Regions from separate parts of the Homo sapiens genome. Here region 2 is linked to region 1. The links are chromatin loops, found by intact Hi-C in ENCODE. Cell type or tissue: natural killer cell. All regions are shown on one strand. Links, peaks and the distances in the headings refer to the core of each region. The heading gives the core; the rest is flanking DNA.

The links. A loop is a pair of places that touch in the nucleus more often than their neighbours do. Peaks named below come from ENCODE experiments on the same cell type or tissue, not always from the same donor. Only the 100,000 strongest peaks of a DNase experiment are listed, where the experiment ranks them.
Region 2: it touches region 1 in a loop (13-fold over the local background); 3 of 110 quality-filtered maps call a loop at or near these places.

The regions. Positions count from the first base shown.
Region 1 is chr2:37,802,328-37,818,020 of GRCh38, forward strand. It overlaps the pseudogene LOC344382. Among named protein-coding and RNA genes, the nearest start is that of PIRAT1, 66 kb to the right of the region's middle. In natural killer cell, for the core only: no CTCF peak of the experiment used is centred there; a DNase peak (open chromatin) is centred at 7,304.
Region 2 is chr2:37,539,325-37,555,017 of GRCh38, forward strand. No RefSeq gene overlaps it. Among named protein-coding and RNA genes, the nearest start is that of LINC03063, 15 kb to the right of the region's middle. In natural killer cell, for the core only: a CTCF peak has its summit at 7,166 (motif pointing right); a DNase peak (open chromatin) is centred at 7,237.

The sequences.
Region 1 (15,693 bases), core at 6,315-8,814:
CTGCCTCTTTGCTTCCTTCTCTACCTATCTGCATGGATTTTAAGCTTATCTGGATACTCATTGTGAATACTCATGAGGGCTAATTTCACTGCATTGCTCCACAAAAGAGTTCCTGGATTCCATATTCTGGAATAATTTAGCAGACTTCAGGATGAATCAAAAGAAGCCAGTCACAGAAAAATGTCCATCAACCTTTTAGTTTAATCATCCCTTATGCCTTAAGGGTATGTTGTAACACAGCTGGCCTAGACAGCCTCTCTCCTGCTCCCCTGGCTCTACGGGTTTTCCTCTGGCCCAGCCCACCTGTCCAGGCTCACCTCTTGCCCCATTCCCACTTTGCAGCCTACATTGAAGCCAAATCAAACTATTCACAGCTGCCCTGGCGCTCTGGACTATGTCAAGTACCCTTGACTTTGCTCATGTAGCTGGAGGGTTCTTTCCTCTTCCTCCACATCTCCCCATGTTCCCTTCTCTTTCCCCATCAATCTTTAAAGACTCACAAATCCAAAATATTCTACTCTAAAAAAGCTTTCATTGACAGTTTTCCTCCACCTCCACCCATTACCAAGTACTTTCTCCTATACATACTTCTATTACAGCAATGATAATACTGCAAATACATTCACAAGAAGGAAAAAAAAATCTCAAGCCAATTAGCAAGTGACTAGAGTCTGAGGGAAGTCCACAGTGGAGATGAGTAAGAGGCCTTGTAATGCAGAAGAGCCAAACAGGGATTAAGGGATAATGCTGTAAAAAAGCAAAATAAATAACCAGGGCAGGCTCTGTTGAATCTTACAGAGATGGCCTTCTAGGTTAAACATTTTTTGAAGTACAGACATGCAATGCTTAACAAGGAGGATATGTTCTGAGAAATGCATTGTTAGATGATTTAATCATTGTGTAAACACCATAGAGGGTACTTGCATGTACTGAATGTACTGAATACTGTAGGCAGTTGTAATGCAATGATAAGCATTCATATATCTAAACATGGAAAAGTACAGTAAAAATACAGTATTTTTTACTGGGACAACCTTCCAATATGCAGTCTTTTGTTGACCAAAATGGTGTTATGTGGCTAATGAATGCCCACTTAACTGGAAAATACAAATATTCCAGGACTGAAAAAACTATGTCTCTGAGAACCTCTTTCCCTCCTCTACCATATATAGGTCCTCAGGGATGCACTCAGAGCTTTGGCTAAGGAAAGGGGTGCTTACCAGGGTGGCCACATGCATCCTGGACATCAAAGGGATGACATTGGTCACAGCCAGTTGCCTCGTTCCCAAAGATTCCAGAAGGACATTGGCATTGTGGCAAAAGAGCAGCAATGCCAGTGTTCCCACTGGGCATGTCAAGTTGATTTAGAATTAGGCTGAGGAAAGGGGACACTTCGGCCTAGTCCAGGAGACCATGGGGTGTTATTTCCTAGCTTGTTCTTAATTTCTCAGCTGAAGGTAGTGTAATAGACACTGATTATTTGTGGCCACCTAATATCTCTGAACTCCCTCCTCTTTTTCTTTTGTGTAACAGCTTTATTGAGATGTAATTCACATACCACACAATTCACCCATATAAAGTGTACAATGCAATGGCTTTTAGTATATTCACAAAATTTTGCAACCATTACATCAATCAATATTTTCATTATCCCAAAAGGAAATCTTTTTTTTTTATTACACTTTAAGTTTTAGGGTACATGGGCACAATGTGCAGGTTTGTTACATATGTATACATGTGCCATGCTGGTGTGCTGCACCCATTAACTCGTCATTTAACATTAGGTGTATCTCCTAATGCTATCCTTCCTCCTTCCCCTGACCCCACAACAGGCCCCGGATTGTGATGTTCCCCTTCCTGTGTCCATGTATTCTCATTGTTCAATTCCCACCTATGAGTGAGAACATGCGGTGTTTGGTTTTTTGTCCTTGCAATAGTTTGCTGAGAATCATGGTTTCCAGTTTCATCCATGTCCCTACAAAGGACATGAACTCATCAGTTTTTATGGCTGCATAGTATTCCATGGTGTATATGTGCCACATTTTCTTAATCCAGTCTATCGTTGTTGGACATTTGGGTTGGTTCCAAGTCTTTGCTATTGTGAATAGTGCCGCAATAAACATACGTGTGCATGTGTCTTTATAGCAGCATGATTTATAATCCTTTGGGTATATACCCAGTAATGGGATGGCTGGGCGAAATGGTATTTCTAGTTCTAGATCCCTGAGGAATCAACCACACTGACTTCCACAATGGTTGAACTAGTTTACAGTCCCACCAACAATGTAAAAGTGTTCTTATTTCTCCACATCCTCTCCAGCACCTGTTGTTTCCTGACTTTTTAATGATCGCCATTCTAACTGGTGTGAGATGGTGTCTCATTGTGGTTTTGATTTGCATTTCTCTGATGGCCAGTGATGATGAGCATTTTTTCATGTGTCTTTTGGTTGCATAAATGTCTTCTTTTGAGAAGTATCTGTTCATGTCCTTTGCCCACTTTTTGATGGGGTTGTTTGTTTTTTCTTGTAAATTTGTTTGAGTTCATTGTAGATTCTCGGTGTTAGCCCTTTGTCAGATGAGTAGGTGGCGAAAATTTTCTCCGATTTGGTAGGTTGCCTGTTCACCCTGATGGTGGTTTCTTTTGCTGTGCAGAAGGTCTTTAGTTTAATTAGATCCCGTTTGTCAATTTTGGCTTTTGTTGCCATTGCTTTTGGTGTTTTAGACACGAAGTCCTTGCCCATGCCTATGTCCTGAATGGTATTGCCTAGGTTTTCTTCTAGGGTTATTATGGTTTTAGGTCTAACATGTAAGTCTTTAATCCATCTTGAATTAATTTTTGTATAAGGTGTAAGGAAGGGATCCAGTTTCAGCTTTCTACATATGGCTAGCCAGTTTTCCCAGCACCATTTATTAAATAGGGAATCTTTTCCCCATTGCTTGTTTTTCTCAGGTTTGTCAAAGATCAGATGGTTGTAGATATGCGGCATCATTTCTGAGGGCTCTGTTCTGTTCCATTGATCTATATCTCTGGTTTGGTACCAGTACCATGCTGTTTTGGTTACTGTAGCCTTGTAGTATAATTTGAAGTCAGGCAGCGTGGTGCCTCCAGCTTTGTTCTTTTGGCTTAGGATTGACTTGGTGACACAGGCTCTTTTTTGCTTCCATACGAACTTTAAAGTAGTTTCTTCCAATTCTGTGAAGAAAGTCATTGGTAGCTTGATGGGGATGGCATTGAATCTATAAATTACCTTGGGCAGTATGGCCATTTTCACGATATTGATTCTTCCTACCCATGAGCATGGAATGTTCTTCCATTTGTTTGTGTCCTCTTTTATTTCATTGAGCAGTGGTTTGTAGTTCTCCTCGAAGAGGTCCTTCACATCCCTTGTAAGTTGGATTCCCGGGTATTTTATTCTCTTTGAAGCAATTGTGAATGGGAGTTCCCTCATGATTTGGCTCTCTGTTTGTCTGTTATTGGTGTATAAGAATGCTTGTGATTTTTGTACATTGATTTTGTATCCTGAGATTTTGCTGAAGTTGCTTATCAGCTTAAGGAGATTTTGTGCTGAGACGATGGGGTTTTCTAAATATACAATCATGTCATCTGCAAACAGGGACAATTTGACTTCCTCTTTTCCTAATTGAATACCCTTTATTTCCTTCTCCTGCCTAATTTCCCTGGCCAGAACTTCCAACACTATGTTGAATAGGAGCGGTGAGAGAGGGCATCCCTGTCTTGTGCCAGTTTTCAAAGGGAATGCTTCCAGTTTTTGCCCCCAAAAGGAAATCTTGGACCCATTAACCATCATCTCCCAAACCTCCCACCACTGTCCAGCCCTAGGCAACTGATGTGGTTTGGCTGTGTCCCCACCCAAATCTCATCTTGACTTCCAACATGCTGTGGGAGGGACCCGGTGGGAGGTGACTGAATCATGGGGGCAGGTGTTTCCCATGCTGTTCTCATGATAGTGAATAAGTCTCATGAGAACTGATGGTTTTAAAAATGGGAGTTTCTCTGCACAAGCTCTCTCTTTTTGCCTGCTGTCATCCACATAAGATGTGACTTGCTCCTCCTTGCCTTCCATCATGATTGTGAGGCCTCCCCAGCTACGTGGAACTGAGTCCAATTAAACTTCTTTCTTTTGTAAATGGCCCAGTCTCAGGTATGTCTTTGTCAGCAGCGTGAAAATGGACTAATACGACAACCATCTGTTCATTAATCTTCTGTCTCTATATGTTTTCCTATTATAGACTGTTAAAGGCTGAATTGTGTCCCCCTGATATTCATATGTTGTGGTTCTATTTGTATTTGAAGACAGGGTCTTGAAAGAGGTAATTAAGTAATAATGAGGTCACCAAAGTGGGCTCTAATCCAATACAATTGGTTCCTTAAAAGAAGAGATTATGGCACAGGCACAGAGAGAAGACCATGTGAAGACACAGGGAGAAGATGGGATCCCCAAGCCACGAAGAGCAGCTTCAGAATGAAACCAACCCTGCTGGTGTCTTGATCTCAGATTTCTAGCCTCCAGAACTGTGAGAAAATCCGTGTCTGTTGTTTAAGCCATCAAGTCTATGGTACTTTGTTGTGGCAGCCCTAGAAAAAGAATACATTTCAAAGAAATGAAATCATACAATATCTGATCCATTGTGATGGGCTTCTTTTACCTACCATAATGTTTTCCAGGTTCACCTATATTGTAGCATACATCAGTACTTCATTCCTTTTATGACCAAATAATCTTCCGTTGTATAGATATACACATTTTGTTGATCCATTAGTTAGCTGAGGGACATTTGGATTGTTTACATTTTTTAGCTATTTTGCAGAATGTTGCTATGAATATTGATGTAAAAGATTTTGTGTGGACTTACATTTTCAATTCTCTTGACTATATATCTAGGAGTGCAATTGCTGGGTAACTCTATGCTTCACCTTTTGCAGAACTGCCAGATTGTTGTCCAAAGTGGCTGCACCATATTACATTTCCAGCAATTCATGAGAGTTCCACTTTTTCCACATCTTCACCAACACTTGCTGTTATCTGTCTTTTTTATTATAGCCATCCTAGTGGATTCATAATGGTATCTCAGTGCAGTTTTGATTTGCATTTCCCTAATGGCTAATGATGTTAAGCATCTTTCATGTGTTATTGACCATTTGTATATCTTTTTTGGAGAAATGTATATTCTGATCTTTTGCTTATTTTTAATTCAGTTATTTTTCTTTTCGTTATTGAGTTGTAAGATTCCTTTATAGGCAAGAAATGCAAGTCTCTTATCATATATATGATTTTCAAAGCTTTTCTCCATTCTGTGAGTTGTCTTTTCATTTTCTTGATGGTATTCTTTGAAGCATAAATGGTTTTAATTTTAATGATATCTTCTCTACCTTTTAGTAATATCCCATATGATAAGTTGCACCTTCCCAAGGTAGAAGCTAGAAATCTTCCACACCGAAACTCTTTTGTAGCTAGGGTAACCTAGATTCCACCAATCAGATCTACCCATGATAGTCTTAGATTTTGGAAATTAGCAACCCAAGGAATTGGCTGCATGGAGAGAAATTGATATGATGATGGAGGCCTCTAGATCTTCAAGATCAGAATAGGGAGAAGCTGCTGGTATCCATCCTGGTTTCCTCATTGATACAAAGCAATAGTGGCAAAGGAAAATTTGCTCAAGAAGCTCCTGTTGTGTGTCCACGATTGTTCCTGAATGGCTCAGAGCCTACTGTCTGCCCCTCCTTGATTTTCTGTGATCTACCTAATATTCTTGAATAAACCCCCTTCCTGATTAAACTAATCAGAATGGATTCTTTTGTTGGCAACTCAGAACCTTGACCATTAAATACCCAGTCTTATCAGAATAAGGGAATTCTAGGATTTCAGGAACTATAGACCTTGCTACTTCAGCAAAAGTAAACTGCTTTATGTCTTTTAAAAAGTGACCTAACCCTTATATGTTATCAAGTAGGCCCTGTTTTCCTACAACTGTACTTTTAAAAACTTTTCACAAGATACTTAAGAAAAATATAATCCTTAATATAAATTCAAAATAACCTGTCAAAGACTTTCAAACAGCGTAGTTTTCCTTGATGGTAGGTGATATGGGTTGGCTGTGTCCCCACCCAAATCTCATCTTGAATTCCCAGGTGTTGTGGGAGGGACCCGGTGGGAGGCAATTGAATCACAGAGGGCAGGTCTTTCCTGTGCTATTCTCCTGATAGTGAATAAGTCTCACGAGATCTGATGATTATATAAGGGAGAGTTTCCCTGCACAAGCTCTCTCTCTTTTTGCCTGCTGGCATCTATGTAAGATGTGACTTGCTCTTCTTTGCCTTCTGCCATGATTGTGAGGCCTCCCCAGCCACGTGGAACTGTAAGTCCAATTAAACCTCTTTTGTAAATTGCCCAATCTCAGGTATGTCTCTATCAGCAGCATGAAAACGGACTAATACAGTAGGTTTCCAGGAGTGAAGTGAATCTGCTTGGTTTATCAACACACTTAACTCACTTCATGATCAGTGGTCAGGATTTGCAGGTGGTTGCACAGATGAGCCCAGGTGTCGAAACAGAACACAGGTGCTGGCCACGTGGAGATTAGCTATGAGCATTGATATTTCTGGTTTTGTGCTTAAGTTGCTCCACAATAACCAACAAATGAGAACGACCTTTCCTCTGAAGGAGAATGAACAACAAATTGGGGAAAAGGAAAGATTACCATGCTTCCTTAAGAGTTGCTAAATCAATAGCAACTAGAATTAAGAATGAGAGATACTCTCTCCTTGATTCAGGGCCCCATCTGGATTCCTAAGCCAGTTCTATAGGCAAAGTTCTGAGAGTCACTTACAGTGAATTCATGACTTCTTAAAAGCTTATTTCAGCCTAGCTATACCGTTCCAAATTTACCAGATATTTTTCCAATACTGTGTTGAACTGATTAATTGGACTTACATAAGGGAAGCCACATTACTGGGCAATGGCATGTTCAAAAAAGCAAGACATTAAGGAGATTAAGAAAGATTTTTGCAAACTCAAGGCCACCAATGCTTATTCCAAACTTTAAATCTTTAGAGATCAAAAGTCCTGCTACAGGATAAAGCATACCAAAGCCATAGAGAAACGTTAGTTTTGGCAAGATGAGCAAAGAGAAGTGGAAAGAAAGGAAGCAAACAAAATACAAAGAGGAAATTCTACCTTGACTCTCTTCACAGAAGTTTTGTTTAAAAACAGCAAACAATCAGTCAGCAGTCTTTTCATATCATCAAAAAAATAACTAAAAGAAAGATACTTGGAATGAGCGACCCCTGCAGGCTCTGCTCTTTTCAACATGTGAAACTCTGAGGTTAAAAGGTTTTATGGAATTTAATCCCTTTGGAAGTTAAGAGAAGAGCCAGAGTCATGTTCTCAACTTCAGGAGTTGGCTGGCTGGTTGTTTCATTCTAGATAAGAAATCCACTCACCCTGCATAGATATGGATATTCCATTAGGTCAAACCCCATCCCTGGAATATAACAATTCAATCCAGTGGCCTTTAATAAAGGTACCAAGTCCAACACTCCAACAAGAGAGTTAAGAAGTCATTCAGCTGTGTTTGTCTAACAGAAATAGCAGAAATACAGTTCAAATCCTTTCCAAAAGTTGTCAATTTCATTGACTTTAAAAAATAAAACCCTATTGGTCTACAGAACAATAATGCTATTTGCAAAGTTTAATCCAGTATAAGAACATTTCTTCCTTCCCTAACACGTAAGTGCTCAGCAATGATAAACACATGGGGATAGAGTAGAAAACCTCCCCCTTTTCATGCCTCTCCACTTCAAATGTACTGGCCTCAGAACTAGTAAACTCAAATCCACAGTGAGAATTCTTTTTTCTAGCAGAACTCATGTGAGTAGGGTGAATAATGGAAAGTATGTTTCATAGTAAAAGCTCCACAAATCTGCCCTGTACAGCCAGTGTAAGCCCAACTGCAACATTTGGCCTGCACTCAAAGAAAGAACAAAATCCAACTGCAGCCCGTACTTGGGTACACCTGAATTTATGGCTCATTTCTCTGCTTGCTCCATGCTCCATGGGACTGATCTGAGTAAGTTTCATTTTCATTGAAAGAAACCCAACTCCAGGCCACAAAAATCAATAAGAGCCCTGTACTCAGTTTGGCTGCAAAGCTAGAAAACAAGGTGAGAAATGGTCCCTATGTTAATAAAAGGAAATAGAGTACATATACATACACTCATCCACATACAGACGATTGAACTCACTTCCAGATGGGCTGCCAGAGGAAGCTGATTGTACCCAAGCTGGCAGAGGGCACAGAAAGTGATTAGTTGTCAGAAACATAACAGTGAGGCCCTCTCTCCCTTGCCCAAAAATATGAAGAAAGACCAGCAACATTAATGTGAATGAGATCTGATTGTATCACTAAGGGCAGCAATTTCTATCTTTTGCTGAGGTCTGAGTGACTTGGTAGGTCATTCAAAAAAAAAAAATATATATATATATATATATATATATATATATATATATCTATCTGCCGGGCGCAGTGACTCACACCTGTAATCCCAGCACCTTGGGAGGCCGAGATGGGCGGATCACGAGGTCAGAAGATCGAGACCATCCTGGCTAACACAGTGAAACCCCGTCTCTACTAAAAAATACAAAAAATTATCCGGGCGTGGTGGCGGGCACCTGTAGTCCCAGCTACGTGGGAGGCTGAGGCAGGAGAATGGTGTGAACCCGGGAGGCCGGAGCTTGCAGTGAGCCGAGATCTCGCCACTGCACTCCAGCTTGGGCGACAGAGCGAGACTCCATCTCAAAAAGAAAAAATGTATATATATATATATATATATATTAGACTTCAGAGATACAAGTGCCATTTTGTTATGTGGATATGTTGCATGGTGGTGAAGTCTGGACTTCTGGAGTAACCAACATCTGAATAGTGTATATTGTATCCATTAAGTAATTTTTCATCCTTCACCTCCCTCTCACACTCCCACCCTTCCAAATCTCCAGTATCTGTTTTTCTACTCTCTATGTCCATGTGTACACATTATTTGGATCCCACTTATAAATGAGAACATGTGGTATTTGTCTTTCTGTGTCTTAATTGTTTCACTTAGGATAATGGCCTCCAGTTCCATCCATGTTGCTGCAAAAGACATGATTTCATTCTTTTTTATGGCTGAGTAGTATTCCATAGTGCATATATATATATATATATATACATATATATATATATATATATACACACACACATATCTGTATATCCCACATTTTCTACATCCAATCATCCATTGATGGACACTTAGGTTGATTCCATATCTTTGTTATTGTGAATAGTGCTGTGGTAAACATGCAAGTGCAGGTATTTTTTGGATATAATGATTTCTTTTCATATGGGTAGATACCCAGTACTGGGACTGCTAGATTGAATGGTTCTTTGAGAAATATCCGTACTGTTTTCCATGGAAATTGTACGAATTTACATTTTCACCAAACAGGGTAGCACAAGGGAGAGGGTAAGAAAGGAGTATTAAAATTTTCACCTGTTATCGGTGAAAGGAGAACCCCTGTCCTAAGGACTCAAATCTAGGTTCTTTCTCTGGAGAATATTTCAGAAGTCTTCTAGCAAATCTAGGTAATCTAGGTGGTATGTGTGTAAGTGCATGTGGGGCAGGGTGTGTGGATGTTTACTGTGAATATCCCAGGGAGTTAAGCCTGCAATTGAGGAATATTTCACTCTCGGAAAACAAGCACAAAGAGATCCTCACTTTATATTAAATTTGCCTTGTGGATTTCTCAATGTTAATAGAGCAATCTCTATTCACATGGGCAAAGAAAAACCTTGTTCTGGGTATAGTATAAATATTCTTATAAAGAGAATTTCCAGGAGCTCAGATTAATCCTTCATATCTGTCCCTGTAGATTTAAGCAAATAAGCCTTCATCCACATGCCAATATCTCACTGGAGCAGTTCTGAGCAGAGCTGACTTCTGGTTGCCCTCCTCTTTGGAAAACTCTACGAATCCACAGAGGGGGTCATTTTGACCCTCTGCAGTCCTCGGAAAGCTGCTGAGGGTGGCTTTTCTGTCTGAAGTGTGAAGGCAGGAGAATACCCCTATCAGAGTAAGAGCAGAGCTCTTACCACAAAATAGGCACAGTGTTAAACTCTCAACATTTGTCATCACATTGCATCTTCACAAGTGTTGAAGAAAATTCAGTTATTTTTCATATTTTGTAGATGAGAAAACAGACGCAAGAGGGCAGTGGCTTGCCCTAGCCTGTGTAGCTTAGGCATCTGCTGCTGAGCCCCTGTTCTTAAACACATAGTTCTCTGCCTTAGGAAGGGTTTCCATTGCCAACCTTGTTCTTTGCAATTCTTGTGCTAGGTAACTGACATCTCTAGAATGACCAATTCCATATAGCAAAAACTTTAGCAAGATGTGTGATGTAGCTTGCTCAGAACTGTCAAAGCCTTTCTTTCTTCATGCTGTTCCTGACATATATATTCCCAACACACATGTTCCTGTCAATATACTCCTGATATATATAATGTAGCAGAACTATTTTTCCTGCCTAACTGACCACCTGCTACCCAAAGGTTGTTTATACAGACATCTACTTCTACCTCTGCGACATGGTGGTAACAGCACAGACTTTCAAGGTGGTTCTGAGTGTGAATCCCGGCCACTGATGTATTACCTTGAGTTCAAGATGTAATAGGACCAAGGCCCAGCCAGCACTGAGGCACAGGACATGAGAGTGCATTTCAGGTCTGTGAGGCTGCAGACAAAGCAGTGCATCCTATTGCAGAGCTGGCTCACCCTGAGGTGTGACTGTGTGAAAACTAAAAGCCATGAGCCAATCATTGTAGGTCAGGCCATGGAGGGTGTTATGTCCACTAAGCTGAACCTATGGAGCGTCATGGTGCCCTGAATACTGCTGTGAAAGCATCCTGCGCCACCAGCACCTGGGATCACTGCCAGAGAAGAGGCCTCTGCCGCCATGCTCTTTGGCAGCAGTTCCAGTGTGGAGCTTTGCCTCCCATTCCCCCTACCTCCCACTGGCATCATCCCTCTATTGCCCATGCCTACTAGATGACTTACTTCGGAACCTCCTCTAGTCCCGCCATCCTGTGCTGGGGCTGAGTGATGGAATTAGAAGTGCTTTAATGAGAAGAGACCTGGATGCAACTCTGGTTCTGAAGAATTCCAGCACTGGGGCAAGATGGTGCGCTTGTACCTAAGGATGCTGGAGAAACAGGGAACTGGACTCTGCCTGCTTCTGTGCCTTGGGCTCAGCCTTCCCCAGGCACCGTCTACTCAGCCATCAGTACCCCTCTGTTGTGAGGAGTGTCTGAGATCGGCCTGCACTGGACATTTGCAAGCATCTGGATCCCTGGACTGCTAATAGAAAGAGGTTGGTCTTTTGAAGAAGGTTCAATTTGACTTCTGGACTCATGGCTATTTTCAGAAAGTGTGTTTTCTGGAACTTCATTCTAGGGATTAAAGGAGACAAATTACCTCAGTTTTAAAACCTGCTTAATTAATGTGCTCTAAATCTGGAAATGATTCAAATGTTTGTCAGTTGGTGATTGGAAAAACAAACCGTGGGAAAACCATACAATGAAATACTTACCAATATAAAGGAATGAACTATTTTTATTATATGTAATAGCATGAATAAATCTCAAAATAATGCTGAGTGAAGAAGTCAGATGAAAAAGGGGCCATACTGCATGATTCCAATCATATAAAAATTTAGAAAATACAGCCCATAGTGACAGAAAGCATGTGAGTGGTTGTCTGAGGTTGAGGGTATGGGTCAGGGAGAGGTGAAAGGGAAGGATCAAAAAGGGTCGTCAGAAAACCTTTGGGGTGACTGATATGTGCATTTTTGATTGTGGTGATGGTTTCATTGGTATGTACATATGTAAAATCATCAAATTGTACGTGTTGAACATATGTAATCTATTGTACATCAATAACATGTCAATAAACCTGCAAAAAAGATAATATATACAAGATACTTAGCAGTGTGCCTGGCATGCAGTCTGTGCTTGATAAATAGGAGTTATGTTGCTGTTTTCACACTCGGCTTCACTGTCACCTACTTTAGTGAGAACAGGAGCTAAAGACATGGAGACCCCGATCCTATGATGTGTCTCAAATGGACTCTGCCCAAAAGCTGAGGGAGGCTCTGTGTGCATCAGAACTAGAGCCAGTACGGAAAGAGATTCAGAAATTGGTTTAGGAACCCCTTCCAACCAAAGTGACACTTCCCAAAAAAACATGTTATAATATCAGTGTTATAGGAGAAAAACCTTCTTGAAATATATTTCCGATAATGCCTGTAATTCTGAAAGCACATTTTGGCCTGCTTTCTCACCTTGTCCAGACTGAAGAATTGTTTCAGTTTAGTATCAATCAGCCCCTTGATTCTAAAATGCCATTGCCCAGGTATAGACAGCTCACCCCATGGCATGAGGACTCTTCCTCGTGGATTTCTGCAACCCTGGGCTCTAGGTTTGGTTGGGTACTGCGATCAAGCTTCCCCCACAGTCTTAGTTCATCTCTGCTGTGTTCAACAAACATTCATTTCAAGGAATATCCACTCTCCTTCATAAATGTTGAAAATTTCATAATCTCCCCTGGCCATCCTGTCATTGCTCATATGTGAATTAGGTGATTGCTTCTTTGGAGGGTTTGAGAGAGTCCAGGAAGACCACCTTGATATGACAAAATTCCCACTGCACCCCAAGTGATTCCTTTTCCAATTAAATATTAACTTAAAAAAACACAAGCATGCCTTAGGTAAAGGAGGTAAATAGTGAGTAAATAGTTTATTTCTAGAGAGGAAAAAAGGAAGAATAATAATGTTGGATCAAAGGATAAAACATCAACAAGGGGGAATTTTTCTGAAAGATAAGTCTCACCAACTTTACCATTTGGGGGCCAGTGCCTTCCACTCCCTTTCAAAGGCCTAGCATTGGTAGCCTTTGCATTTGTGTCAGCAAAACCCAGAGAGGGTGTTTCAGCATGCTCTGAGGATCAGGCACCCAACACTCTTTTTTTTTTTTTTTTTTTGAGACGGAGTCTGGCTCTTTCGCCCAGGCTGGAGTGCAGTGGCGCAATCTCGGCTCACTGCAAGCTCCGCCTCCCAGGTTCACGCCATTCTCCTGCCTCAGCCTCCCGAGTAGCTGGGACTACAGGCGCCCGCCACTATGCCCGGCTAATTTTTTGTATTTTTAGTGGAAATGGGGTTTCACCATGTTAGCCAGGATGGTCTCAATCTCCTGACCTCGTGATCCGCCCGCCTCGGCCTTCCAAAGTGCTGGGATTACAGGCGTGGGCCACCGCGCCCGGCCCAACACTCTTAAGAAAAATCTGTTGTCAAAGCCCTGTATAAAAAGGGAAATTTCAGCTGCTATTTTAATTAGGTGAAAGCCAATTTGAGACTTCAATAATTTGACACTTTCTGATTTTCTTGGCCCCTGACTTCAGTCTCTTGGTTACTGGACAAACTATGTTTGGTTGGTTGGTTTGGTTTTTTGTTGTTTTGTTACTTTTCTGAGCCTCTATCTATCTGCCCTCTAATCACACAAGAGCTGTAGTATTTAATGTAGTTTCATACAGAAGTATCATAAAACTGATCAGAGAAGGTGTAGTTATAAAAACTGAAACCTGAAACAGTGAGGAGTCCTATGCCTGGGTTCATGGCGTCAGGCCAGAGAGATGGGAGTCCGCTGGCTTCTCGGCCTCTGATGGCAATGTTGCTTTTTCTTCTAGGCCAGGCGCCTGACTCAGGAACTTCACCTACAACTGCATGTCACACTTGGAATCAGTGCCTATTCAGACTCCAGGAAGTCTTAGATGAGGATGAGGGATTGACCTGTCTCCAGGAGGGGCCATACCACATACACCTCTGTCCGCGGCTTCTGGTGATTCAGGAAGCCAGAGGTCAGGGAAGGGAGTGTATACAGGAGAAGTGGCCCCGAAGCCTGCGTTAGTCAGGTGATTGATGGCTGACCCTGGGCAAAAGGGTGAAGCCAGCAAAATGCAGCTTTTATTCTACAAACATTCATTGAGCAACTATTGTACACCAAGCGCTATAATAATCTGTGGGAAAATATTGGCAAACAGGAAACAAGAACTTACTGTTCAGTGGGAGATAGAGACTTAATTCAAATATCAGACTCTAAGCAATGGGTCTCCCTGCCATGAGGGCCCCCCTTCTCCCTGTGATCAGACTTCTGAGCGCATTTTTGTTCTTTACGGATAGCGTCCTGTTTCTCCCAAATCCTTTTTTCTCTGGCATCCCTGTTCCCGCAGTACTTTAAAATATTCAGTTTCTCCCTTTCCCTCCCTGGTCGACTGTTACTTGCCCATGTCAGACTCCCTGACCCCTCCGTCACCCCTTCCTAACCTCAGTGCCACCAGATTGTCCTCCTTTTCCTGTTTTGCAGCCCAGCCCTAGTGTCAGGGCGGGGGCCTGGAGGAGCCCAAGGTGCTGCAGCAGAAGAGAGAAAAGAGAACGACAACACTCAGCTCGCCAGTCTGGTCGCTGGGTTCACTGCCACCATGGCAATGAGACAGACGCTGCTCACCTACTTTGGCCACACGTGGCCCATGGTTGATTTGGCCTTCAGTGGCATCACGACTTATGGGTATTTCTTAACCAGCGCTTACAAAGATGGTAAACCTATGCTACGCCAGGGAGATACAGGAGACTGGATTGGAACATTTTGGGGTCATAAAGGTGCTGTTTGGGGTGCAACACTGAATGCCACCAAAGCAGCAACAGCAGCTGCAGATTTCACAGCCAAAGTGTGGGATGCTGTCTTAGGAGATGAATTGATGACCTTGGCTCATAAATACATTGTCAAGACTGTGTATTTCATGCAGGATAGTAATTATTTGTTAACCAAGGGACAGGATAAACTGTTACGCATGTATGACTTGAACAAACCCAAAGCAAGACCTAAGGAAATTAGTGGTCACACTTCTGGTATAAAAAAAAGGCTCCTATGGTGCAGTGAGGATAAACAGATTCTTTCTGCTGATGACAAAACTGCTCGACTTTGGGATCATGCTACTATGACAGAAGTGAAATCTCTAAATTTTAATATGTCTGTTAGTAGTACAAAATACATTCCTGAGGGAGAGATTTTGGTTATAACTTATGGACTATCTATTGCTTTTCATAGTGCAGTAAGTTTGGACCCAATTACATCCTTTGAAGCTCCTGCAACCATCAATTCTGCATCTCTTCATCCTGAGAAAGAATTTCTTGTTGCAGGTGGTGAAGATTTTAAACTTTATAAGTATTTTAACCATGGAGAAGAATTCGAATCCTACAAGGGATACTTTGGTCCTATTCACTGTGTGAGATTTAGTCGTGATGGAGAACTCTATGCCAGTGGTTCTGAAGATGGAACATTGAGACTAGGGCAAACTGTGGTAGGAAAAACATACGGCCTTTGGAAATGTGTGCTTCCTGAAGAAGAGAGTGGTGAGCTGGCAAAGCCAAAGATTGGCTTTCCAGAGACAACAGAAGAGGAGCTAGAAGAAATTGTTTCAGAGGATTCAGATTGCATCTATTCTTCAACTCCTGATGTTAAGGCCTGAGGGTCAATCATATGCTGCAGTTAGTATCCAACTGATGGACTAAAACGAGCAAGCAGAGA
Region 2 (15,693 bases), core at 6,212-8,711, 260 kb before region 1:
CCCCTGCACACGCTCTCTTGCTGGCCACCGTGTAAGACATGACTTTGCTCCTCACTTGCCTTCTGCCATGATTGTGAGACCTCCCCAGTCATGTGGAACTGTGAGTCAATTAAACCTCTTTCCTTTATAAATTACCCAGTGTCGGATATGTCTTCATTAGCAGTGCGAGAACAGACTAATACACCTGGGAAGTTACAGGACATTAATTTTGTTCTATGTAAGAATTTCTAAAAATCAGAGCTTTCTAAAATGAACAATCTCAGGAGGTAGTGAGCTTTCTATTATTATATTAAGCATTATCTAAATACCACTTGACAGGGATGTTGTCGAGGAGTTTCAATGATAGGATGGATTGTAAATCATGAGTTGAACTTTAAATATCTTTTTCAATCTTTTTGTTCTTTTACTCCAGAGAATAACACAGAATAGCTAACTACTTTAGGCCATACTTACAATTTGGAAGGTTGGTGGGATCAACACTGATTAAAGTTCTGATTCTCAGCTTATTATGGAGTCTCACTCTGTCGCCAGGCTGGAGTGCAGTGGCATGATCTCGGCTCGCTGCAACCTCCACCTCCTGGGTTCAAGTGATTCTCTTGCCTCAGCCTCCTGAGTAGCTGGGATTACAGGTGCTTGCCACCACATCCAGCTAATTTTTGTATTTTTAGTAGAGACGAGGTTTCACCATGTTGGCCAGGATGGTCTCGATCTCTTGACCTCGTGATCTGCCTGCCTCAGACTCCCAAAGTGCTGGGGTTACAGGTGTGACCCACCATGCCCAGCCGATTCTCAGCTTTTTATCTTTTCAGTTAAGAAAAAACAATATTTGCTGTTTTTCTTATTTGGTAAAAAGCCTTACAATATTTTGATTAGCTAGAATGTATATGTATTTATTTTTAATAGGCAATACTTTTTTTTCAGGAAGTACGCTCACTTAGGTCTACTTTTTAGAGCATCATTTTACTAACATCAAGGCATTCTGGAAACTAGTTCATAGTCAAAAGTTTTTATTGGACAAAGCCTCAAAACCAAGGTAATTTGATGGTTTCAGGAAGAACACTGAGAATTATTTTTCTTCCAATATATACTATTGGTATTTCAATACTAATTCTTATGAAGCAGAGTATGATTAATATTCCATTTGGATTTTTTGAACCTGAAAAGTTATTTCAAAGGTTAATTGGAATAACCAACTAGAGACAATAAACAAACTTTTTGAAAATGGAGAGTTTATAGCCCTATTTATTTTATTAAAATTCTCTAATAATTAAAACAGTATAAGGCCAGTATAAAGTAAATTGAAAGATGGACAGGAAAGAATAGCTAGCTCCCTTTTGTCTGTTATGCAAAAGAGCTGAATATATTCTTAAGGAAACATCACAAATCATAAAGGCGAAGAGGACTTATTTGTAAATGCTACTTGCATACACCTACTACATTGCTAAAAATACAAGAAAGTAGAAAAAAAAGATTCAGATCTGCATTTCATACCATGTCTCAAAATACAGCCTATGTGAATTCATTATTACTTTAAAAACTGTAACAAATCTAGACTAGAATATTTTAAATCTGAGGATTAGGACAGCTTTTAAATTAAAAAGTCATAGAAGAGATAACATAGGAAAAGAAAAATGTTTTCATTATGTAGAAATATAAAACATAAACAGCTTATGCAATTAAGAGGAAAAACTGGTAAAAATAATTGGCAATATGTGTGACAAATAAGTGCTTAATTTCTTTACCAAATAGAGGTCATTTAAATTCATAAGAAAAATTGCTAAAACTAACTAGACAGAAGGCATAAACACACAATTTGCAAAAGAGAAAAATCAAATGGCAAATAAACATGGAAAAATGTTCAGCCTCATTAAGTGATAAGAATTAAAATGAGGTATAATTTTACCTTCCAAATTATCAAAGATTTAATCATTTTGAAGACTAATGATACCGATGAGAGAGAAAGCAGAGGAAAGCAGTTTGGTAATATTTGTCAGGAGCTTTAAAATGTCAGTATCCGTTGGCCCTGTAATTTGATTTCCAGAAATTATCCTGAGAAAATAATACAAAGCAAGCAAATGTTTTGCATTTTTTGCAGAATATTGGCAATCATAAAAAAATTACAAACGACTAAGAAATTAGGCAATAGTTGAATAAATTATAGCATCTCTACATCAAGGAATATTATGCCAATACGATTCTTTCTGTGAGCAGTTTTTAATAATATGGGAAAATGCTTATATTGTAAGGCTAAGCAAAAGGATAATATTATGTAAGTATTTGCAATATGCTTTACAAAAAAGACTAGAGGGAGAGTCATCAAAATATTATCAAAAAATTGTCGTCAGTGCCAGAGACAATATCGCTCTACTTTGGACCATGTTGGATAAACCCAGCCAAATCCTTATTCTCTGGCTCTGTTTTCTCTCGACACCATGTGGCTTGCCACCCTTCTGTTAACTCATAATTTCCTCCATCAGATGATAATAAATTTAATTTGATCGCCTCTTTCTTTCCATTAGTGATATCAGCAGGTAACCTTGATTATGTGTGAGACATTTTGGCTTCTTAATCAGTTTTGAGACTCTCTTTAGATTTTTTTAAAAAAACACATTTGCAAACTTTATTTGGATGAAGTTCTTCAGCAGATTACATTTTATTTTTAAGTTGGTTCTACTAGCTTTAGTTTTACAGACTATCACCCTCTCGATTGTTCCCCAAATTCTGGGGTTGTATTTATTTGGAGAAAATATATTGCTTTGTGCTGACTACACCACCTGTTATCTCTTGTTCCCCCTACTCACCCACACAAGCTTGATTTTTCCTTGTATTGGCTATCATGTTGAATTTGGCTATTTGGAGGGCTACAAGTGTGGGAGGAAATTTTCAAGCAATATGACCTAGTTTAGAAATCTGACTTTCCAATCAGAAAGGCAGGTGGGAAGATACCCTTGCTGTTTGCTCATGACATGCCATGGAATACATCACTTATCTTTTCCAAGACATTTCCTCTCCTAAGTGACATAGGTAGGGATCATGGATACATAAGACCTGCCTCTATTTCCCTGATCCTAATAGGAAAGAGGTTAGTTTGGCATGTCTTTTTCTTCGGAAACTCTTGCTGATTTCTGGCACTGTGTCCTTTCTGAGTGCTCATAAACTTCTGTTTATGGATCCTGTTTACTAACATTTACCAGGTTAGTTACTAAGATGCAATAGTACTTTTTCCTTGTTTTTGAAAGTCAGGACATCTGCTCATCTTCGCTTTGTTCTTCATGTCTTACTCTTCAGGATTTCTCAGGGTTATCAAAATCACACCTGAGTGTTATTTTAGCCTACTGAAATGGAATTAACCTGGGTGTAGAAAACTGATTCCATTTAGCATGATTAGGTGCTTCCTTTCAAATTTACCTTGCATCTAGGTCTTCAGTTCCCTACTAATTATGTTTGTTCGCTCTGTCAGATGGAAGATCATTCTTGATGGAAAAGATAAAGCCAAAGTGAATGAAGTAATTGTCTTCTTACGTAATCTGTTTACATTAAAATATATTCTCTAGTAGATTGAAGACCTATTATGTTCTTCTTAATCTAAACATAGTTTGACGTTTTCTAGAACTCTTAGCTACTTAATGCTTCTCAGAGATTTGTGACAACTTTTTTCTGTGACCTTAGACAATTTACTTAACCTTGATTTTCTTATCTTTAAGAAGGAAATAATAATAGTGTTTTACATAATCAAGTGATTATGAAGAATGAATGAGTCAATATTTGTGAAAGGCTTTGAGAGTAAGCACCACCTATTTGTTAAATGATTATTCTTAAAAAAATAATATCTGTGTTCCTTAGAGAACCCTTGTCTCCATTTTGTATATACCATCTCTTATGTTCAGTCATTATAATTATCATAATGGAATGATCAGAATTTATTTCTTCATTAGTGAATGCTATAGAGTAGCCTCAGGTGTTTATGAAGCACATAAAATGTATTTAATCGTTTGGTGCATTCCTCAGTAAACTCTTTAAATTGTTTAATCACTTTAATTGTAGCTCACTAAATCCTCAATGGTGTTTATGAATTATAACTTTTGAAAATGTTTTTATAATCTTCATTTGGTCTGGCTTTTGAATACATTGTCTTAAAATTTTTTTTTTAAATAAGTGATACCATTCTCATTCTTAGAGAAAACAATAATGTTTAGTATAAGGCTTTTAAAAATCTTCCCCACTGATATATATTTGAATTGTAACAGAATGATTTCACTTTTATTCCCTAGGTTGTATATGATTTATAGCCCTTATTTACAAAGTGATTAGTAAGTTTATGTGCTAGAAAGTTCTGATTTTTTCTGATTAAGTAATATCAATCAATTTCAACTTTTATGTGAAGCATATTTCTTGTCTGACTTTCAGAAACTGTTTATGTGTTCCAAACTTTCATTCTTCTATGCTAGTTTTCCAACCCTGATTAAATAACTTTATTTAATAACCAGCTTTGGTCCCTTTATTATCAACTTAGAAAAATAAGCTAAAATGTATATATTTAGCATTTATATATTTATAATGTAATACCTACATGTCTAAATACAGAAATACACATTTTGTCTCTTTTTCCTTTACAGGATATGTAAAACTCAATGCTTGTTCTATAGAAGAATGCATAAAATTTTTAGTGATTTAGAAAATGTATGTTTTCTTGAAGCCCTTCAGGTAGAATTTGGCCAAATAAAGAATAGAGTATCACATAAACTACTTAGGAAATGAATCATTCGGCTCTATAAAAGTAAGGGAGATATGTCTAATTCTAGTCAGGATGATGACATGGGGCAAAATGTGCCTCTTTCTGCTGTCATTTCAAACCCATCCGAGTGAGCCAGAAAGGGAAGTGTTAACCGCACTTAATACTTAATGCTGACTGCATGCTCATGGTCTCTATGGAGAATTCCTGCAAAAGCGATCCAGGAGCACATTTAAAGTCCTCCTTTTCTTGCTCTATTCTACCTCTCTAGTCTTATGTTCTGAGACCTCCCTGCAGGGGCCTGACATTTTGGCTAAATTATTTCCTACTTTCTAAATCTATTCCCATGCCTGCTGCTATCCATAACTTAATCAACAATGAAGCTTTACTAACTAGCACACTAATGTCAAAATTTTTTTTTAATTGGTGAAACTGGTGACTTGTTAATTAGCATAACAAATGATGGAAAAGGGGGCTTACTGGTGAAATTAAAAGTATTCAATATATGTAGATTGGCTAAAATACTTTAAAGACACTGTCTCTACCCTTGCATGAATAGAGTTTCAGAATCTGGCAAGGTTTGTCCTGTCCCCTTTGAGATGGTGCCAAAGGCTTGCTCCATAATTGTTTCTGTATCCAGCCATTGGTTTCAGATAGGGTTTCTCAACCTCAGCACTATTGACATTTTGGGCAAGATAATCGTTTGTTGCAAGGGTGTTGTCCTGTGCCTTGTAGGATGTTTAACAGCATTTCTGGCCTCTACCCACTATACACCAGTAGCATACTGCCTTTTTCTCCCCATGACAATGAAAAATGTTTCCAGACATTGCCAAATATCCCCTGGGAGCAAAGTCACCCCAGTTGAAAACCACTTGTTTAAGAGGATTTCTGCTTGAATAATCCTGACTAGAAGAAATAGAATCCTGCCTAGGGTGTGTGGCCATCTTCCTGCAGGAATGTGTCACACAGGGATGGAGAACCTAAAGGATAGCTGTCACTTCCCAAGTTGCAGAGTAGGTCATCTGATTAGTTTGTGTCTGCTATATTTATGGATTCTTATGTAGACCATCTCTGTCTGGCATACTAGATCTGAGCCTTGATTTAATTATAACCTACTAGTGAGGTTGATGGTAGCTAGCCAACCCTCTCCACCACAGACTTCTTTGGTGGCTTCTGTGATTTACCATAAAAAAAAAAAAAACTAAGAGTGTGGACCAAATTGGCTTTGGCTGATTCACCAAAGACTCAATATCCACACAAGAAGTAGACAGGCACTACTTTATTGGAAAGAAATCTTAGTGGAGGTATGCTGGGCCATGGAGAGCCAATCCATGATGTGTTGAGATTTAGTAAACCCCATTCTCACCCACAAGAAGTAAAGGCAGTACAAGGGGACTCCCAGTGGTTTCCTCCAGACCAGGGACTGCACCAATCCAAACTTCGTAGACTCTGCAGATTTGGTAACTTTCCAACTGTATTAGTCCATTTTCATGCTGCTGATAAAGACATACCCCAGCCTGGAAAATTTACAAAAGAAAGAGGTTTATTGGACTTACAATTCCATGTGGCTGAGACGGCCTCACAATCATGGTGGAATGTGAAAGGCACATCTCACATGGTAGCAGACAAGTGAAAAGAGAGCTTGTGTAGGGGAACTCCTCTTTTTTTTTTTTTTTTTGAGACAGAGTCTTGCTCTGTCGCCCAGGCTAGAGTGCAGCGGCACGATCTCAGCTCACTGCAAGCTTCGTGGGAACTCCTCTTTTTAAAACCATCAGATCTCTTGAGACTTATTCACTGTCATGAGAGTAGCATGGGAAAGACTTGCCTCCATGATTCAATTACCTCCCATTGGTTCCTTCCCACAACATGTGGGAATTCAAGATGAGATTTGGGTGGGGACACAGCCAAACCATAACATTCCACCCCTGGCCTCTCCCAAATCTCATGTCCTCACATTTTAAAACCATTCATGCCTTCCCAACAGTCCCCCAAATTCTTAACTCATTTTAGTATTAACTCAAAAGTCCACAGTTCAAAGTCTCATCCGAGACAAGGCAAGTCCCTTCCACCTGTGAGTCTGTTAACTCAAATGCAAGTTAGTTACTTCCTAGATACAATGGGGGTATGGGCATTGGATAAATACAGCCATTCTAAATAGGAGACATTGGCCAAAACAAAGGGGCCACAGGCCCCATGCAAGTCTGAAATCCAGCAGGACAGTCAAACCTTAAAGCCCCAAAATGATGTCGTTTGACTCCATGTCTCACATCCAGGTTAAGCTGGTGCAAGAGGTGGGTTCCCATGGTCTTGGGCAGCTCCACTCCTGTGGCTTTGCAGGGTACAGCCTCCCTCCCTGCGGCTTTCTTGGGCTGGCATTGAGTGTCTGCGGCTTTTCCTGGCACATGGTGCAAGCTTTCGTGGATCTACCATTCTGGGGTCTGGAGGACAGTGGCCCACTTCTCACAGCTCCACTAGGTGGTGCCCCAGTAGGGACTCTGTATGGGGACTCCAACCCGACATTTCCCTTCTGTACTGCCCTAGCAGAGGTTCTCCATGACAGCCTTGCCCCTGCAGCAAACTTCTGCCTGGGCATCCAGGTGTTTCCATACGTCTTCTGAAATCTAGGTGGAGGTTCTCAAACCTCAGTTCTTGACTTCTGTGTACCTGCAGGCTCAACACCACATGGAAGCTGCCAATGCTTGGGGCTTCCACCCTCTGAAGCAACAGCCCAAGTTGTACCTTGGGCCGTTTTAGCCATAACTGGGGTGGCTGGGATGCAGGGCATCAAGTCCCTAGACTACACAAAACAGAAGGACCCTGGGCCTGGCCCATGAAACCATATTTTCCTCCTAAACCTCCAGGCGTGTGATGGGAGGGGCTGCCGCAAAGGTCTCCGACATGCCTTGGAGGCCTTTTTTCCATTGTCTCAGTGATTAACATTCAGCTCCTTGTTACTTATGCAAATTTCTGCAGCTGGCTTGAATTTCTCCTCAGAAAATGGGATTTTCTTTTCTATTGCATTGTCAGGCTGCAAATTTTCCAAACTTTTATGCTCTGTTTCCCTTTTAAAACTGAATGCCCTCAACAGCACCTAAGTCACCTCTTGAGTGCTTTGCTCCTTTGTAGGGACATGGATGAAATTGGAAATCATCATTCTCAGTAAACTATCACAAGAACAAAAAACCAAACACCGCATATTCTCACTCATAGGTGGGAATTGAACAATGAGGTCACATGGACACAGGAAGGGGAATATCACACTCTGGGGACTGTTGTGGGGTGGGGGGAGGGGGGAGGGATAGCATCGGGAGATATACCTAATGCTAGATGAGGAGTTAGTGGGTGCAGCGCACCAGCATGGCACATGTATACATATGTAACTAACCTGCACAATGTGCACATGTACCCTAAAACTTAAAGTATAATAAAAAAAAAAAAAAAAAGAAATTTCTTCCACTAGATACCCTAAATCATCTCTCTCAAGTTCATAAGTTCCACAAATCTCTAGGGCGGAGCAAAACGCCACCAGTCTCTTTGCTAAAACATAACAATAGTCACTTTTGCTCCAGTTCCTAATAAGTTCCTCATCTCCATCTGAGGCCACCTCAGCCTGAACCTTATTGTTCATATCACTATCAGCATTTTTGTCAAAGCTGTTCAACGAGTCTCTAGGAAGTTCCAAACTTTCCCACATTTTCCTGTCTTCTGAGCCCTCCAAACTGTTCCAGTCTCTGCCTGTTACCCAGTTCCAAAGTCACTCCCACATTTTTGGGCATCTTTTCAGCAGTGCCCCACTCTACTGGTACCAATTTACCATTTTAGTCCGTTTTCATGCTGCTGATAAAGACATTCCCGAGACTGGCAATTTACAAAAGAAGGAGATTTATTGGACTTATGGTTCCATGTGGCTGGGAAGGCCTCACAGTCATGGTGGAAGGTGAAAGACACGTTTCACATGGCAGCAGACAAGAGAAAAGAGAGCTTGTGCAGAGGAACTCCTCTTTTTAAAACCATCAGATCTCATGAGACTTATTCACTATCATGAGAATAGCATGGGAAAGGCTTGCCCCCATGATTCAATTACCTCCCACCAAGTCCCTCCCACAACACGTGGGAATTCAAGATGAGATTTGGGTGGGGACACAGCCAAACCATATCACCAATACTAGTTAATGGAAAGGACCTGTGTCTTTGAACAGGGCAAAGGGTTCTGGGAGCCAGTTGGCTGCGATTTGTAACCAGGAACAAGAGGAAAAGAATCCAAGGGAGAAGAGCTGCTGGGGCAGCAACAGAGAACTGAGCCCAGCTGAGAAAGGAAAAAATGCCAGAGTCCTCCTGTGCCTCCCCTCTAATTCTCCTCTGCCACACTTGGGATGGGCTCAGTATCTCCAAGTTCAGTGCTCAAGCAGACTGAGATGCCAGTTTCCAGTTCTGGCAGGTTCTCCCAGTCCAAACCCCCATCACATTTCCTGGGTGATGAAGGCTGAAGGACAAGGGAGGGGACAGCCTCAGCACTTCCCCCAAGCCATCTGCCACTTGCTCGAGCTTCTCTCATTATCTGCTGGGTAGAGATGAGGGGCAAACTGAGGTGGGGCCGATCTGCCTCTCTGTATACCCTAGAGGATGAATCTGGACCTTCAAAGTTGATTGTTCTCTGTAGAAAGTAAGGTCGTTAGCACTTCTTGGTACTTACTCAGCTTTAGGCCTAAGTTATGGATTTTAAAATAGCAGTTACATCCCATTCAACATCCTATTACAAAAATATCAGAGCAAAAGCTGAAATTCTCCTTCTTCACACATACTCCCCAATCTTACCTCCTTTACTTAACTTTCTTTTCTAAAAAGCTTTGAAAGAACTAAACAATGCAGAAAGTAACATAGCAGGCACTGTTGTACCAATTACCCACTACTACTCAGAATGACCAAATGTAGCATATTTTCCCATTTTCTCCCAATGTTCAAAATAAAAGGAATATAACATTATAGAGAAAGTTGAAATCTCTTTGTTCATCCCAAACCGCGTCATATACCTCTTCCTGAAGGTAATTACTGTCATGAAGTTGCTATGTATCCTTTATTTTTTTAACTATGCATTAATTAACCAGCAAACCGTACATATCATTTATTTATATAAGTTATATGCTATGTGTTTTGTTCTGCAAATTTATTTTTACTCGTTGCCATGCTTTTGAGATCTTTGTTAATTAAAAAACCTCATTCATTTTAACTTCTATGTAGTAATCTATTGTATTAATATTCCAAATTTTGTTTAAGTGTTCCCTTTTGATGGACAATTAGATTATTTGTAATTATCATTGTTACTGTTATAAGCAAAGGTACAGTGAACATATTTATCTACATGACCCTGAACACACATGCGAGATTTCCTCTAGGACATACAGCTAAAAGAGAAATTATTTGGCCAGATACATGGCCAATTGATTTCTATATTTCAGTAGAAAACTTGTCTTGAATAGGAGTTGTGTGTGTGTGTGTCCTATTTCCACATGACCCATCTGGGTCCCCTGTGGTGAATAAGGTCTCCCACTGGTGACTTGAGGTTCTCCTGCAGATCCTATTTGTGAGCCATTGGGCATCTTAGCTCAATTCATGGTGGGCTGACTGTCCATGTTTCCTTCAGCCACCCTGGACGGCAGCTGTGTGCCGGGTGAGTTAGAGGATGAATTGCAGCTCTATAATGATCTGTTTTCATTATCAGAGGAGTCCTTCTCAACTCTCGTTTCTCGCTGACTGCTTCTCCTTTCCATAGCCTGACTTGAGTTCTTGCCTGCTTTGACCATGAGAACTGAAAATTGAGGACTAGTAAGTATAAGCCCTTCCTGGGGCTCCTATCACATGGCATGTGCCCATTGGAATGGTAAAATTGAGGACAAATGTAAAACAAAACAAAACAACAAAACAAAACAAAACAAAACCTTTCTCCAGCACTAACAGCTGGTGGGCTTAAGAATTATTCAGGTTAAGTTGAATTGACTTCAAGTTTGAGCTGACTTGGTCTGTGAAGTTGTATGGACTTCTAATCACCAGAAATCCTCAGCTCTGCCTCAGTCTAAAATTACCGAGTCCCTTCCTTTGAGTCAAGAAGATAAGTCAAACTATTCTAGAAAAGCCACCATCCCTCTAGGACCTCATGTATTAATGTAGGGTATGGGCTGGGCTGCTGACTCAAACAATATATTCCTCTCCTGTGCAATAAGGCAAGTGGAAGCTTTTCCCCATGGGTTAATCCAGTCACATAATTTCTTCTATTGCATCCTCCCCTCACCACCTCTGTGGAGCACCAAGTCTCTATTCCAGCTCACACACACAGGAAATGGCAAAAAAAGAAGTGGGGAGTGAAAGCTTTCTTTGAAAAATGAGATGTGAAAGTTGCACATATCTCTTCTGCTTCTATCTGTTTGCCAAAATTTAGTTATAAGGCCACCCCTTCATGCAAGGGATGCTGTGAAATGTACATTTAGCTGGGTAGCAACTGTCCTGCTAAAATCCAGTGGGAAGAGTGCTCCCTTATTAAAACGAAGAAGGGGAAAACGTATCTTGGGAATATTTAGCAATCTCTGCCTCATCTGGCACTATATTTTGATACCTGCACAGGTAAGAAAAATCCACTCACGTAATACGAAGTCAAACCATAACCTATCTACATATTTAGATCTATCTATCTACAACTATCTATAGTTCATCAATTCTAACACACGTTTTACACCATAGCAGCTCAGCTCTCAAACTGGAATGTCTCTTCACAGTTGATGGTGTCTTATGGTCTCTGCCAGCCAGAAAGCAGTAATGGTGTGGTTGTCATTGCCTGCACATTCATAAACTTAGCCATTTAAAGGATAAGCTCTCCACAGGTGCGAAAAAACCCCAAACATTTAAGACCATTTGAGAAAGGAATGTGAGTGTTGGCCTTGCCTTGTAATCTTCTGTTGACACCTGAAAAAAATCAAGGATGTTCCAGCATCAAAAGTTGCAGAATGGGTGTCAGCTTCTTGGAAGAAAATTCCAGAGAAAAGAGAGGAATCCTCAGAAGAAATGCATCACCAATGCTCTTGATAGCATGAGGAACAGAAATACACAGAAAAATTATAAACTTTAATGATTCTGAGTTGAAAAATAAATTATAAGACTTTGAATGTAGATATGTAGAATTCTCTATTTAGTGTATGTTTTAGCATGATATATGCTAAAAGTCTATTCTAAATAAGCCCAAAAGAGCTTTAAGCAATATGAAAACATCGAGGCTATCAAAATATTATCCCAAACTTGGAAATAGACAAGAGAGATTTATTTTTAGTGCAGTGCTAGGTTTGATTTTCTATTTGGCTATTTTATAATTTTATAGAGGTAGAGTTTAGATTGTAGATTTAGTCCAGTAGAAATGCAAATCATTTCTATCCCATGAAATGGATAAGCCCAATGATATGGCTATAGCTTTGTCTGATATTAATCAGATTTTTGCTTTGTTTTCTTCAAATTTAACCCAACAATCTAGTAAATCACCTATATATACACCCAACTTCTCAAATCCCATTTGGACTCGTTTAATATTATGCTTGTTCTCTTAATAATTAGCAAGTTGAATAAAATCTTTGATGTGCTTACTTTAAGTTTGCATGAGAGTTTTCTTCTTCCTTTAACAAATCATAGGACACTTGGCAGCATTTCTTTAGTGATGCAGAAAATAATGGCATGACTTGCAATTGATGGCATGCTAAGTTCGATGGATTATGGTATTGCTGCTGCCTCAATTTCTATTTCATCAGCAAGCTAGTGAAAAGGAAATTAGGGTGACCAAATCACAAATGTTGTAGGCATGACATCTCAAAATGTTTTGATGAAGCTTTAGTCTGGAAACACTCTGCAATAGGCATATGTCATTATTTTGCCTGCTCAGCATCAGAAATGCATTCCTTTGTTTCGGGAATTTCCTATCTGTGATATCTTATGGCACATTGAGATGCTTTCCCACTGCTGAAGCTAACCGTGGCAGATACTTGCTTCCCCAGCCTCCTTTGAAGCTGAGACATAGATATGTTTACACCATCCTGGACTATAAATTAGAAACTGGTGCCTCAGTCAAGCAGGTTCTTCAGGGAATCCTCTCTAGGGGTGGCACTAGCTGTCACAGACAGAGTTCTTAGGGTGGCCATCGCTGAAGCGGGAGCACTGGGCAAGTGCCTAGGGTGGGTAGTGGAGGCAGCATCAGTTTTTGGCCTGAGTTGATCTGAGTCCTCTGAGGTTGTGTGGCCTCTCAATTTGCTTCTCCAGCTACCTTGTAAATGCTGTGAGCCACTCAATCTCCTTTAATAGCTTCTCAATCTTCTTTAATCAGTGAGAGTCATTTGCATGAAACAGAAAACACCAATGGAACAGATATTGAGACTCGGAGAGTCGACAGGAAGCAGTGCTTCATGAGTAAATTTGGTTTTCTACCTGCCCAGTTGTTTTGATGACTCACACTAATTGTATTTGAGATGACAGATATTTTAAAATTTAATGTAGATAAAGGAGCCCAAAGACCTAGAGAGATAGGAATGTTGTAGAGAATTTATCATGGCAACCTGTTTTGCTATTCCCCAACTATGGCCCTCAAGCTGGCCTGCAAGGCACTCCCTTTGCCAAAGCTTTGAGGGCCATCCTAGAACCTTTAAAAAACACTGCAGCGGGGGAATCAGAGATAGTTAATGTAGCCTGGTTGGGGCTAAAGACAGTGAAAAAACACTGGTTTCCTAGAGTTTTCTCCTGGTTCTCTAACTCTTCCTCTCCTTGATAATTGCTCTCTGGAGGCTGGTGATACAGGTGAAAGATGCTATCTTTGAAATGGCTTCTTGGTCTCAAAAGGGATATCAGGATCCCCATGGTACTGGCCTTGAACTAACGGATGATTCCTGGGGACTTGGAATGCTGCTGTACTTCCCTTAGTCAAGGAGTAAGGATTTCTTTGGTTGTGTAATAAGTGGAATTTTTAGTCAAGTGCACCCCATAGTAGGCACAGGGGAGGGGAGAAGGGGAGAGTCTAGTTCTTTAGGGTATAACTGGATTAGGAGTAGTCAACATCTGGCAGAATTTCTACATCAGCTCCCTGACCTATGGTAAGAGCCACTATGGTAGGAAGGGCCAATGAAAAACCTCTGAAACTCCTCCACAGAAAAATTATAAATCAAAAGGGATATTGGACCCCTAGGGAAATAGCATGAGTTTACGTGGTTGTCCAGCCTTCCCGACAATTCTTAAGCTGCCCGGTATCCTTTTTAAAAATTCTTGTTCTGCTGAAATCCTCTGAAGCCAGTTTCATTTGCAGTGCCCTGATACTGCTATATGATTATTTTGCCAATGAATTGTATAATTAAACATAAGAAAAAAAGAAGTTTTATTCTTGGCAGTTGTTATATCAAAGTTAGGTAACTTCACTTTGAACAGAGAAAACTAGCTCCTGTGATAAAATAGTCATGAGCTTCTGCAGGCACTTAGCAGTTTAAGAAGTAGCCAAGAGACGGATTGGACACCACCAACATATTTTACTTATTTGAACAATATGTGTGCACACCCACTTATTGGACCACAGGCAAAAGCCCTGAGGTTTGGTCAAAATCAGAATGCTACATTATGATGGAACAAGAATCTGGGGAAACATAAACAAATCCAAAATCTCTAGGATTGCCCGACTACAAACAAATACTCGAGCTTTACGCTGCCACTCCTGGAAAAATAATAACTGGCTTCTAATAGGCAAATAGTTCTAGGAAGAACAGACATTTGGAAGACACAATTTGCAGAGAGACCAGCAGGCATATATTTAGGGAACCATAAAAGCCTCTCTATAATAAATGCAGTTTAATTTTTTCAAAAGGCAAAATCAAATTATGCTAAAAGAATTAAGATAAAGTCTCTTGCTGCAGAAAAGACACTGTTTATCTTTGCTTGTATGATATTAATTTATATATTCCTGGGTAAAAGCAAAAATTGAGCTACAGAGGTTTTTGGTTAGTTTCTTTGGCTTGTTCGTTTGTTTTAAATCAGTCACCAGCAATTATAGATTCTTTCATATTCACACATTTGTTCATCCAACAGTTTTTTTCAGTGCCTGTCTGTGCTGGGCTCAGGGAAAGCGTGGGATAGGCTGGCATATGAGAAAAACATGGTAAATTTGGGCAACTAAAAGCAGCCGTTGGAGCACAGGAAACATAAAGGGCTACAGATAAGCAAGGATCAGATGATAAAATCCTTTGAGATGGCATTAGAGAAACCTGACATTATACAGTGCACAATGGAAAGACATTACAATCCTTTAATTAAGACATGGATGCAATCAGGTTTGGCTTTTAGAAAGATCACAGCTGCCACATGGAGAATGCCACATGGAGAACTGGAGGGTTCAGGAGTAGGTGCACCCATGTTGCAGGAGCTTAGGAGAAGGAATGGAGGCAATAATTGGAAGGATTCAAGACAAATGTAGGCAGTGAAATTAACAGGAATTTGTTAAGTAAGTATGTGTGTATGGGGGGAGGTATGAGGCCAGATTCTGACTTGAGAAATAAGATTGTTGGTGGTACCAATCTCAATTATAAATTACACAAGAAAAACAGAGTTGGGAGTGGTGTAAATGATGAGTTTGGTGTGTTTTATTCCAAGTGCTTGTGGCACATGAAGGTTGAAATATCCAAAAGGCTGCTGGATACATAAATCACAAAGAAGAGATCTGAGCTGAAGACATGGCCTCTGAAATCATCAGCATCATCCCACTAGTGGCTGAAACCAAGGGTTGATGGGAGAATAGCAAAGCACATAGAAGAGGACCTTGAGGAACAATAAACATAAGGGCTGTGGCTAGAAAGAGGGGACCATAAAGATGACTGAGAATCAGTCAGAACCAGAGATGTCATGGAGGCCGAGGAAAGAGACTTGCAGGAAGGGGTGGGTAACAAGTAAGTTACAGACTG